Regions from separate parts of the Homo sapiens genome. Here regions 1 and 3 are each linked to region 2. A link is a loop called in an ENCODE intact Hi-C map of the cell type or tissue named here. Cell type or tissue: GM12878. All regions are shown on one strand.

What was found. A loop is a pair of places that touch in the nucleus more often than their neighbours do. Peaks named below come from ENCODE experiments on the same cell type or tissue, not always from the same donor. Only the 100,000 strongest peaks of a DNase experiment are listed, where the experiment ranks them.
Region 1: it touches region 2 in a loop (2.2-fold over the local background); 1 of 110 quality-filtered maps calls a loop at or near these places.
Region 3: a loop joins it to region 2, with 2.9 times the contacts of the local background. A loop is called at or near these places in 1 of 110 quality-filtered maps.

The regions. Positions count from the first base shown.
Region 1 is chr5:33,630,160-33,634,159 of GRCh38, forward strand. ADAMTS12 (ADAM metallopeptidase with thrombospondin type 1 motif 12) reads right to left here. Exons shown (of 24, transcript NM_030955.4): 13 at 621-754. Among named protein-coding and RNA genes, the nearest start is that of TARS1, 190 kb to the left of the region's middle. In GM12878, no CTCF peak of the experiment used is centred here; a DNase peak (open chromatin) is centred at 1,802.
Region 2 is chr5:33,848,279-33,852,278 of GRCh38, forward strand. All of the region lies in intron 2 of ADAMTS12 (ADAM metallopeptidase with thrombospondin type 1 motif 12), which reads right to left. Among named protein-coding and RNA genes, the nearest start is that of ADAMTS12, 42 kb to the right of the region's middle. RefSeq lists an enhancer at 1,624-2,125. In GM12878, no CTCF peak of the experiment used is centred here; DNase peaks (open chromatin) are centred at 433 and 2,013; H3K4me3 peaks cover 839 bases; H3K27ac peaks cover 2,205 bases.
Region 3 is chr5:33,587,356-33,591,355 of GRCh38, forward strand. It overlaps ADAMTS12 (ADAM metallopeptidase with thrombospondin type 1 motif 12), which reads right to left. Exons shown (of 24, transcript NM_030955.4): 18 at 1,244-1,454. Among named protein-coding and RNA genes, the nearest start is that of TARS1, 150 kb to the left of the region's middle. RefSeq lists a silencer at 1,501-1,550. In GM12878, a CTCF peak has its summit at 1,586 (motif pointing right); no DNase peak of the experiment used is centred here.

The DNA of each region.
Region 1 (4,000 bases), 220 kb before region 2:
TGCCTGGGGGTTGGATCACAAGTCCTGCTCCTCAGTTCCTTGCAAAATAAAATGCAAGCAGCAACAAGGAATTCTTTAATGGTTACACACTTAAAAGCATCAACACATCAGGTCTAAATAATTTATATAGACTTGATTAATGAAGTGAGTGTGGAAAAATTACATAGAAATCAGAAACGTGTTTTGTAACTATTGTCATGCCGTCTCTCTGAGAAGCTCATGTTGATAGTCAATGGAGAATTAAATGTGAAAATGCATTATGAAAAGTACCATAGAAACTATTATTAATTTCAGTTTTTCTCAAATTTAATGCCACTGAAATAATCTGGGCTGGGTTTTCCTGATAATTCCTCTTTTTCATGCTCAATGTCTAAAACAATATCGTAGTGCACATCAACTAATCAAGAAATGAAGATGACGGCAGAAGGAAAAAACTATTCAATCCAAAACTGTGACTTTGATGAACACTGGGAAGTCTTATCTTTTCGTTTCATGAACTATATATAAAAAACAGATGAGGTGTAAATGCTGTGAAAGCACAAACCTAGAACATCTGACTTCCCAAATTAGTAAAAGTCATGATTTTATAAAGTTGTAGATTAAGGAAACATACCCAATACCTTACATATGCCATTAATACAGACATTTCTGCTGTTGCCGCCTTCAAAGCAAGGGGTACCATCAATGACAGCATCCAGCATTTTCTCAGAAAACTGGCCATCTATGGGTCGGCAGTAGAGCTCACAAGGATGTGCTGAAGGGAAAAAAGAAGGCAAAGCCTTGCAAATTAGCTTTTAGCTCAGCATCCTCCCCCAGGATTCCTCCGTACTTAGGACCCCCAAGTGTCATTTACTCTGGCAATCCCACCTTTTCACCTCCTTGAGACACATGCTGAAATATGCCTCAAGACACATTTCACACATCCAGGTGCTGAATCCAAGGATTATTTTTCCTTTTTCAAAACAAGTTTCATAATGAATTAAATTAAAAGGTTGCTTTAAAATACTCTATGCTTTGCTGTAAACAATGACTTCTTTCTATTCAACATTGAATTGTGCTTATAAAAATAAGGCACTGGGCATCTGGGGTTAGCTTAGAAAATAAGTTATTGCAACCAGCCATGAAGGACTCCAGGCAAGCGGGATGCCTGCTTGTTTCTTGCAGCAAAGTAAGTAGACCTCCAGGGGACAGGCATCCCCTCCCACAGAGCCAGCTCATTACTACCACAACCTCCATCACCACCAGCATAATCCTGCCCCAACAAATATCCTCCTCCAGTCTAAGAGGTGCTTAGATTGACAACCATGTAGAAACATTTTTTTTGTTGAAGCTGAAGCCAACCTGCTTATCATAGTGATCCATCCCATCATCTTGGTCCTACACTGAATCCATTCTAAGGTTCAGTTTTCTACTCCATTGTGAATGAAGATAGGGTGATCTAGAGCACAGGAACATTTACATAATAAAATGCATACCCATATGTATGTATACAGAATAACCAGAAAGATAGATAACATTTAAATCACAGATTGCCTTAAAAATTTTAATAGTGAATACATGTATATGATAAGAAGAATTCAAATAATAATTTTTTAATGAATGTAATGAATGCTTTTCTTTAGTGAAAAACACAATAATGTCTTCTTTGGCAGGGATTTTGGGGTCTCTTCTGGATGTGTTTATTATGGGCAGGGCTGTTAGTTCCTTCATTGTGTGATCAGCTGAGGACTCAATGGTACCAGCCATAAGGCTATTCGTCATGGGCCCTTCTCACTGGGCTGGGCACCAAATGCCAAGCCTGAGTGCACAGTGATGGCTCTGTCTGCTTGAGGTTGCAGTGATTCATGTGGCCAGGAAATGAAAGTGCAAATTTCACACAAATGTAACCATGAGCAAAAGCTCCAAATGCTGAAATGCTGAACAAACTTGAGACTGAGGTCAAAAACATGTTTAAAGCTTAAAAGAGATAAGTGAACTAGTTCAGAAGCAGAAAGTTAGATAACACATGTTCTCACTTTTAATTGAGAGCTAAACATTGGATACCCATAGAGATAAAGATGGAGATAGACTCTGGGGACTCCAAAAGTAAGGAGGGTGGAAGGAGTTTGAGGGTTGAAAAATTACCTATTGGGTACAGTGTTCAATATTTGGGTGCTAGGTACACTAGAACCCCAATCCCTACCATTATGCGTGTAATACCCAGGTAACAAACAAGCACATGTGCTCCCTGAATCCAAAAACAAACAAACAAACAAAAAAGCTTAAAAGAGAAAGATAAAAGCAAATATGTAAATAAAGAAAACCAACTGATTTCATATAAGGTGCAGTGGATAAGCTGTCTGACCAGATAGACTCAAAATGAGTTGAAGAGATCATTGGATAAACAGCCAGGGGAAAAGTGTCAAGACTCTGGGACAAAGCGTGACTTGGGATTATTGTGTAGCTCCATTTCTGGTAGCACGATTAGCTCTGTTACTGCGCAAACTGGAATAGAAGTACTAAAGGGAGCAACCTGGGAACAATTCTATTCTCCTAAGGATGAGAACATCAATCCAGGTGCTGAATCCAAGGATTATTTTATTAAGACTTTGGTTTAAACTTTAGAATTGGATTTGGGATTTTGTATTTGGAATACATAAAGCAAAAATAGAAAGCGGCCCTGAATAATTCTGGAGCTTTTCTAAGGAATCATCTGTTTCAAGGCTGCTGGGAAGAGTTGGGACCAGAGCATGTTCATTGCGGCAACGGAATGTTTATTCAGAGAGAAACGGACAGATTCACTAAGTCGCATTTACATAATGGACTGCTATGCAGTCACTAAAAGGAATGAGGTAAACCATGATGCCATGATCTACTCAGTGCATCAAGTTGCAGAACTGGCAAATTATGGTTCTATTTGTGTGCAAATGAAAACCTGCTGTTAGCATGGTTATCTTGGAGGAATACATTAAATGCAGTGGGATAATAGGAATTCATTTCTGTTTCATTCTACTATATGCACTTGCATTTTTATAAGACACATATATTCCTTTTAAAAATAATAAGTCTTGGCCCTCAAATAGGAAAACTGGAAAAGTCTTCTTTCCCCAGTGATATTCATGACACATCACCATAAAGAGAGTCTCTAATTTCAAAACTTCCCTTCATCCTGTTTCCACAACACAGGACTAGTACATTCTTCAAGGCTAGACAGGTTAACTGAAGTACACTGCCTACAAGAAACACACATGTGTGTTGACTATAAGTATAGTGGTTTATGGAGTCTTAGAAATTATCCAGGAAATAACATTTATAATAACAACAATGACAGCATACAGGTCCTCTGCTGCAACTCTCCCAGAGCTCCCACCACCATGACCTATAGGTGTGCCTCAGGCCTATGTTTGAAAGCAGTCATCCTAAATGGAAGGTTCAGTGCTATTCAAGGCTTTTATAAGGCTGAGCCTGAAGTCCTCCTCTGTCCCCTCCTTCTCTGGCCTTTGTCTTTCATGGTGCTCTGGAAGGGCTGTGGTTATATCATTAAGTTGTCCTGTGGCACAGGGATCTGCAGGAGGAGGCAAGGGTGGTAATGGATGGTCTTAATTCTTGGGAGTCATCACTGGTATCAGAGATTCTCTGTGCCGGACATCAACCTTGTTGAGTCCATCATCTCTACAGAGTTGAGTACTTTCCTTGTCTCACATTTACTCCCCTGCCCTGACACATCCTTTTTTAGGGTCATGTGATTTTTTTTCCCTCTAGCTTTCAAAAGCTTTCAAGTCCATTTATAATTCACCTAAGCAAAAGCTCTAAAACTAATTTACTAGTGAACTCTCACCCTCACACTCTCTGATTAATCCTCTCAAAGGGAGCTTAGGAAAAGAGATGAACTTACCGAATCAAAGTTTGCATTTTCAATTTTGCAGAAACAGGGTGGCTCAACATTTTTGGATAATGATCTTAATAAATGACAGAAATGAAAGCTCTAACTTGCTAAAAAGAATGAAAATATTTCTTAGGT
Region 2 (4,000 bases):
GCCACCTTGGAGTGTCTCAGCTCAGCCAGAATCCAGAACCTGAAGTGCCAGTTGTCACCCAACAGGAAGTCAACATGAGGGCAGAGGATAGACAAACAAGCGACATAGTGAGGTGAAAGATGGAGGGATTTCAGAAGCTTCTGTGAATGTGAATGTGAAATGTTGAAGACAAGAACAAGATCTATACAAGATTTTAAGAAAACTGTCTGTAGGATGTTTCCTATGATACACATGTCTACATCATGAGAAATGTTTCTCTCCAATCCTGAGAAGTCAAATTTGTGTTTCCCTCATTGGTATTAGTTGCAAAACTGGACTTCAGAGAGTCCTATCTTTTATACAGGTTACTTGAGGTTGTTGGAATTGTTGAGATGTATTCTGAATCAGTTGCCCCAATGACAACTTGCCTAGGGAAAATGCAAGCAGGCTTCTATTCTTAGCAGAAGTATTTTGAGTGTCTATCACCTAGGGTGATTGCAAGTATTAGCACTGAAAAAGAGAAGTGGGAGGGCAGGCCTTGGAGAAGCAGAAGAGAAAATATGAATCTAGAACGTAGATTATTAGCTTACAAACCTGGCTGCACCAGAATCACCTAAGTAGCTTTAATGTGTATATATTATACACACACATGATATATATATATCGTGGTGTTTTCATCTAAGCTGTTGAGAAGAGACATCTATATATATGTATTGCATAGCAATATATATATATGTATTGCATAGCAATATATATATATGTATTGCATAGCAATATATATATATGTATTGCATAGCAATATATATATATGTATTGCATAGCAATATATATATGTATTGCATAGCAATATATATATGTATTGCATAGCAATATATATATATGTATTGCATAGCAATATATATATGTATTGCATAGCAATATATATATGTATTGCATAGCAATATATATATATGTATTGCATAGCAATATATATATATGTATTGCATAGCAATATATATATATGTATTGCATAGCAATATATATATGTATTGCATAGCAATATATATATATGTATTGCATAGCTATATATATATGTATTGAATAGCAATATATATATGTATTGAATAGCAATATATATATGTATTGCACAGCAATATATATATATGTATTGCACAGCAATATATATATGTATTGAATAGCAATATATATATGTATTGCACAGCAATATATATATATGTATTGCACAGCAATATATATATATGTATTGCATAGCAATATATATATATGTATTGCATAGCAATATATACATATATGTACTGCATAGCAATACACATGTGTATTGCATAGCAATACACATATGTATTGCATAGCAATATATATGTATTGCATAGCAATATATATGTATTGCATAGCAATATATAGTATCTATATATGTATTGCACAGCAATATATGGTATCTATATATGTATTGCATAGCAATATATAGTATCTATATATGTATTGCATAGCAATATATAGTATCTATATATGTATTGCATAGCAATATATAGTATCTATATATGTATTGCATAGCAATATATACATTGTATCAATATATATGTATTGCATAGCAATATACATTGTATCAATATATATATGTATTGCATAGCATATTATATATGTATTACCTACATATAGATAGCATGTGTATATAATATATACACACACTATACTAGTAGCAGAGGCAGGTGGGAGATGTATTTTATAGTGTAAATCCTTTTTATCTTTTAAGTTTTGTAGCATGTGAACTTATTACCTGCTAAACGTATTATAAAACGAAGGGGGAAAAGCCTAGATTCCTCTCACGGAGATTTTCACTCTCAATAGATGATCTGTTCTTACCATATCGTCTGTACGGAGCAGATCTCACCACCAGACTGTGACCCACCCTTACCACGAGCGTCTAATGGTCCGTCACCTGCACATCGGTTAAGCAGGTGAAAGGGGACTTCCTGACCCAGGATGTGGCATGGTCTCACATGCCTCTGGGTTTCAGACACAATGACTCAGCAGAAAGTTTCACTAAAAGAGAGGATTAATCAGACCTCAGGGGAAGCTGGCCACGGCGACCTCTGGGAGGCCTTCTTGTTCCCTTTCACAAGAGAGTTCTTGGTGTGGCACTATGCTAAGTGCTACACACCCATCCTCCCAACCAAAACAGGTGCTGTCAGCCCCTTTTACAATCTCAGAGCTAACATGCCCAAAGTTACAGAGCTAATGACTGAAATCTGCCTACCTGGAAAGCCCAACAGGCTCTCGACACCATAGGCCTCTCTCATTGCAGCAGCCTTTTCCTCACAGGAACAGTCTGATACCAGCATCATGCTGCCACCATCCATGTCCACAGCACAGAAAATGTTACAGTGTAAATATCTACTCTGGATGACCTGGGCTAGGATATTATTTCTCACCTTCATATTTTTTGACTGTTTAGTTTTTCAGATTCAAAGGTCAAAGAGAGAGTTTTTTCCCATCCTGCTGGTCCCTGGGCTGCAAGGATCCAGTTCACCCAAAGTAATAGATCTAAAGAGGCGAAGTCTTGTCTAAGGTCACCCACCAATAAAACAAACAACTATATACCTAATTTTGCACGTATCACCCCATGAGGTGATATGCTTTGGTCAGAGTTCCTGAGTTCTATAAGATCTTAGGAATTAGCCTTCATTTCCCAGAAAAAGAAGCTGGAATCTTGAGTGTTAAGAAACTTCTCTTAGAGCTTCTGGCTAGATGGGAGCATTCAGGCATAAACTTCAGGTCTCCCAACTCCAAGTCCAGTGCTTGCGCATGACAGAGTACTCTTCTGAAGTCTTAAGCCTAAATCACAGTGGACTAAGCTAGCAATAAAAATAAAAGGAGGCCAGACACAGTGGCTCATGCCTGTAATCCCAGCACTTTGGGAGGCCGAGGCAGGCAGATCACGAGGTCAGGAGATCGAGATCATTCTGGCTAACGTGGTGAAACCCCATCTCTACTAAAAATACAAAAAATTAACCAGGCATGGTGGTGGGCACCTGTAGTCCCAGCTACTCGGGAGGCTGAGGCAGGAGAATGGCATGGACCCAGGATGCAGAGCTTGCAGTGAGCCGAGATCACGCCACTGCACTCCAGCCTGGGTGACACAGCGAGACTCCATCTCAAAAAAATAAAATAAAATAAAAGGAAAGAGGAGTCTATTTGTCAAATTTGAATCTCTTTATTGAAACAGTTGAATTAACTAATTGAATTAAAAGGATTTACTAGTAAAAGAGAGAATCCTTTCCAGAGGAGGGATGTAAAGCACTCACCGATACATCTCAAATCCTCCTCTGGTCATTGCCAAAGCAACTGTTATCACAACCTTCCAGATAGAAAAGAGTATCTGCTCAGAAGGGATACTGGATTGCTGCCCAGTCCCCCACAATATCCAACCTCCAAGATCAGATGTGCCCTCTGCTGCAATGCAATTTCAAATAAATGAAGAAAAAAGATGCAGAGATGCTTTTATGTCTTTTTCAGTAAGCCTAGCTGATTTCATTCATTTATTCTGCACCATACGTTCAGGTAAAACCCCTTTCTGCAGACTTATTCTGCATTAGCTACTCCCAGTATGGGCATACACATGCTCATGTGCACACACGCATGTGCAAGCACACACACACACACCATAGCCTGCTTATCAATCAACTCTAATTTGTCCGGAAGCTCTGCCATGAGTGGCACATTCCCCATATTCTTTCCTTATCAAGCTCTGTAGAGGTTGGAAAAGATAAGAGACCACTGACTATTCCTAAGCCTTATATTATCTAACAGTTTAACCTCCTGTGTTTCTTCTGCAAATGTGCTAACAACAACAACAACAACAAAACCAAATTGTAAAAACAACTAAAACAAAGACCAAGGAAGAGAAAGAAAAGCCAAAGAAAATTCCCAGAAAGCTCAGTTTGGTAAACAGAAAAAAAAAGTCCTTAGAGATCGGCTGAGAATACTGAAGGACCAGAAAGAGAAAGAATCAGTGGTAAACTTT
Region 3 (4,000 bases), 260 kb before region 2:
AATTGACTTTCTGTGGCATTCTCCTGAATCAGATATTCTCCATTTTCTCCTGAGTCCTCACAGGAGTTCCTAAAATATCCTGAGCAATGGTGGCATTATTGTTATTATTATTATTTTGAGACAGGGTCTCACTTTCTCACCTAGGCTGGAGTACAGTGGCATGATATCAGCTCACTACAGCCTCGATCTCCCAGTCTCAAGCGATCCTCCTGCCTCAGCCACCCAAGTAGCTGGGACTACAGGCATGTGCCACCATGACTGGCTAATTGTATTTTTCATAGAGATGGTGTTTCATCATGTTGCTTGGGCTGGTCTCAAACTCCTAAGCTCAAGTGATCCTCCTTCCTCGGCCTCCTAAAGTGCTGGGATTACAGGTGCCTGTCCAGTGGTAGCATTATCATGGAAGCATACGGCTTCTCAAGGAAGCTCGTAAGATAAAGTCAGCATCCATCTCTAAACTCTGGCCTGTTAATTTTTAAAAAACATGTATTTTCTAGTTATTCTTAGGTTGTTCACTGAACTGCACATAGAGAAGCAGAGCTGAGGCCCTTGGAGACTTTGGGGCCTTCCACTAATAACTGGGAACATGACAATGCCTGATGAAACCAGATTCCAAAGTGACCCAAAGAAAATTAAAGCCTGAGAGAGCTTTTCATAACCTTCCAGCTTACTGATTTCCAATTATAGTCAGATAATTAGATCAAATTAATTTTGGGAAAATGCAACATTTATCTGAACTTGTGTGTCTGATAATAGATGTTAGAAACCTTGGTCTGGTTTGGACTTGACACATGGTGAATAGATGGATAATTTGAGGGGATTTTTCTCAGTGTCAAGCGACACTCTTTTGGTTTGGGTTAACTACAGTGATGTGCAGTCAATGTTTTATAAACCACTTTTGGGGTGTGTGGGAGGTCCCTTATCTGCTACCAGTGGTTTAACAATGGGCCTGGCCAAGCTTCTGATGATTTATTAACTAGTCTTTGTGATCCTGTACTGGGAGTGGGGGGTCTACCTCACCCCTGTCAGATAGTAAGCTGACCATTGAGCAAGTGGGAGCAAGATCCCCTATGAATGGAAAATAAGTAGTGGACACAGGAAAGGCAGGAGACAGGCCAGGGGTGATGAACACTGGCTATTTTGCAATTTTACCTAGGGTCACTTTGGATTGGATAATGAGAAGGAAGGCAGGGGCTGATGAAGCTTGAATAATGCCAGTTTCCCCGCCGAGCCCTGAGCTCACCTCACTCCAGTTGCCCACTGTCCAGTCCGAGGGGCACAGGATGTCTCTGTTGCAGGAAAGGAGGGTCTTGGGCTTCAGCAGGTGCTGGCAGTCTGTGGGCGGGAGAGCCTGCTCGTCAGAGACCATGGTCTGGATGCACAGCACGGTTCGCTTCTTCTCCCCGTGGGGCCCGCATGTCGCCGAGCATGCTTCCCACTCCCCTGCCCACCACCTGCAGGCAAACATGGATATGTGAGAGAAGATCGCCAACTTACGCATATGTTCCATTCAACCACTGAGAAAGCAGGGGCAGAAATGCAGATCACAGGGCTGGAAGGGCCATGGAGACACTCCAACCCACTAGGGGGCGTGCTGCAGACAGGGCCACCGTGTCTTCAATCATAGCTCCGTAGCTCTGCAGGGCGCCTGGCATGAGCTGTTGCTAAATACGCATGTTTTTGAATGAGAAAAAAATATATATGCATGCCCTCTCTTTTCAGGAAGAAAACTGAGGTCCAGGGTTCTGCTGTGCAACTTTAAGCAAGTTTAAGCCTCGCTTTCTCATTATTCAATGGGTGTGAAAATATATTTTCTTTATATGAGTGTTGTGTTGTACATGAAATGAAAGACCAATTCATGTAATGTGCATAGTACAGAGCCTGACATATAACAAGAACTCAAGCATTTGTTATGATTTATTGTTATTTTGACCATGCTATTGAATAAAAGAGTCCAATTAGACTCTAGGTCTCCTGGCTCTTAATTGAATGTAAAGTAGCTACTTAAACATAAATTTTTAAATTATTTAGGAGGCGATCAATCAGGGATATTGCCTTTATTTTTTTCCCTATCTCCTGCAGTCTACTTGTTAATATTCTCACTGGTCCCTTTGATAAGAAATGAGTAGAAAAAGAATAAACATAAATAAAATCGTTTTTTACTCAATAATCTAGGATGTGGGCCCACTGGTTACATAAAAGTAGCTTTTGAAAATGGCAGGGAGCCATCTCTTGTCCATCTTCTCCATTATTGTGCAAATCTTCCCCAACACCGAAGACAGATTGAGTGTCTTCACCCAGTGTGGTTTGTGTCCATTATTTTTCCTGTGTACAGCCCGCTTGTCCATCCCTTCATATAGTAACAAGTGGGGCACTTCTATTTTTCATGGGAAAATAGTACACTGGGGGAAGTCCTTCATTCCTGACTTCAGGAAAGCCTCCTGACTTGAGACAGCATTGAATTTTGGTAATTTTGAAGATAAAACTTTTTACTTTTATTTTTATTTACTAAATATTAGATTTATTTATGTAGAATTTCTTTTGATTGTGACACTTTTAATCTCAAGTTAAAAATATCAGAAGAAAGCAATTCCTCAATTCAATCATATTCTTCATTTAATAAGTAATTGAGATTACTTATTTATTCTTTGGTGTTTAACATCAGTGGATAAAGAGCTAATAATATTGGAACAGTATGATGTGAAACCAAATAAGTGCCCCACTGTATTAATCTAATTACTTTGTCCTGCCTCTGACTTTTCTAAAGGAGGGCAGGCCAAGGGAATATATAAAATGCCATTCTGAAAAGGTCTTAATCTGAGTTGGTTGAAAGCCTAATTTATCTAAGTACTTGCTACAGGGCTTTCAGCTGTATTACTGCAAAGTGATAATAGACGTTCTTGTTTTCTCTTCTTGGAGTTTTCTCTACAGTCCCTTAGGGGACATATTGCCTGTGATTTTGCTATAGTCTGAATGTGTTCCCCAAAACATATGTGTTAGAAACTTAATCCTCAATATAACAGTGTTGGGAGGTGGGATCTGATGGGAGGTGTTTAGATCGTGAGGGCTTTACCATCATGAATGGATTAAGGCCACTTGGAAAAGGATTTGGGAGTGGTTTACTCCCTCTCACTCTTCTGTATGAGGACATGAACGTTTGTCCTCTGTTGCCCTTCCTCCTTCAGCCTTATGAGGATGCAGCAAGAAGACCCCCGCCAGATCAAATGAACCTCCAATCTTGGCCATCCAATCTCCAGAACTGTGAGAAATGTTTATTTTTAAAAGAAATTTATTTTTTATTTTTATAGAGAAAGGGTCTTGCTTTGTCACCCAGGCTAGTCTCGAACTCCTGCGCTCAAGTAATCCTGCCGCGGCCTCGCAAAGTGCTGGGATTACAGAGTGAGCCACCATACCTGGCCACGAAATAAATTTGTTCTTTATAAATTACCCAGTCTGTGGTATTCTGGTACAGCCACACAAAATGGACTAAAACAGCTTAGTCTTAGTCTCACAAGATTAAAGTGAAAACCATCTTCTTCTTCCTTTTTTTTTTTTTTTTTTCCTGTAAAGGTCTTCCAGGTCCAGGGCTCAGGAGCCATGGTCCAGTTGTTCTCTGCTGCCCATCTCATTCTTTTGGGTGTTTGCCATAATCCCACCTCTTGTTGGAGATTTCTAAAATACTGTTTTTATATTTATGGAGATTTTATGTTTTATCTAAATGTCTAAGTGTGTGTGTGTGTGTGTGTGTGTATGTGTGTGCCTATGTTTGAGATCTTTGAAGAGCCTGTAGTTGTTCCAGAATTCTGTAAAAGTTTACTGTAGTTTGGATATGAGTCCTCTCTGAGATCAAGTAGAAGGGATGGGTTAGAGACCCTTTGAACCTCTCTTTTATTTTTAAAAGAACCCTTCTTTTATCAGTAGCTTCTACTGATTCCCCTATCAGTATATGTTCCAACAGCGCTGATCGCCAACAAACCAGGACACGTCACTCTTTCTAACC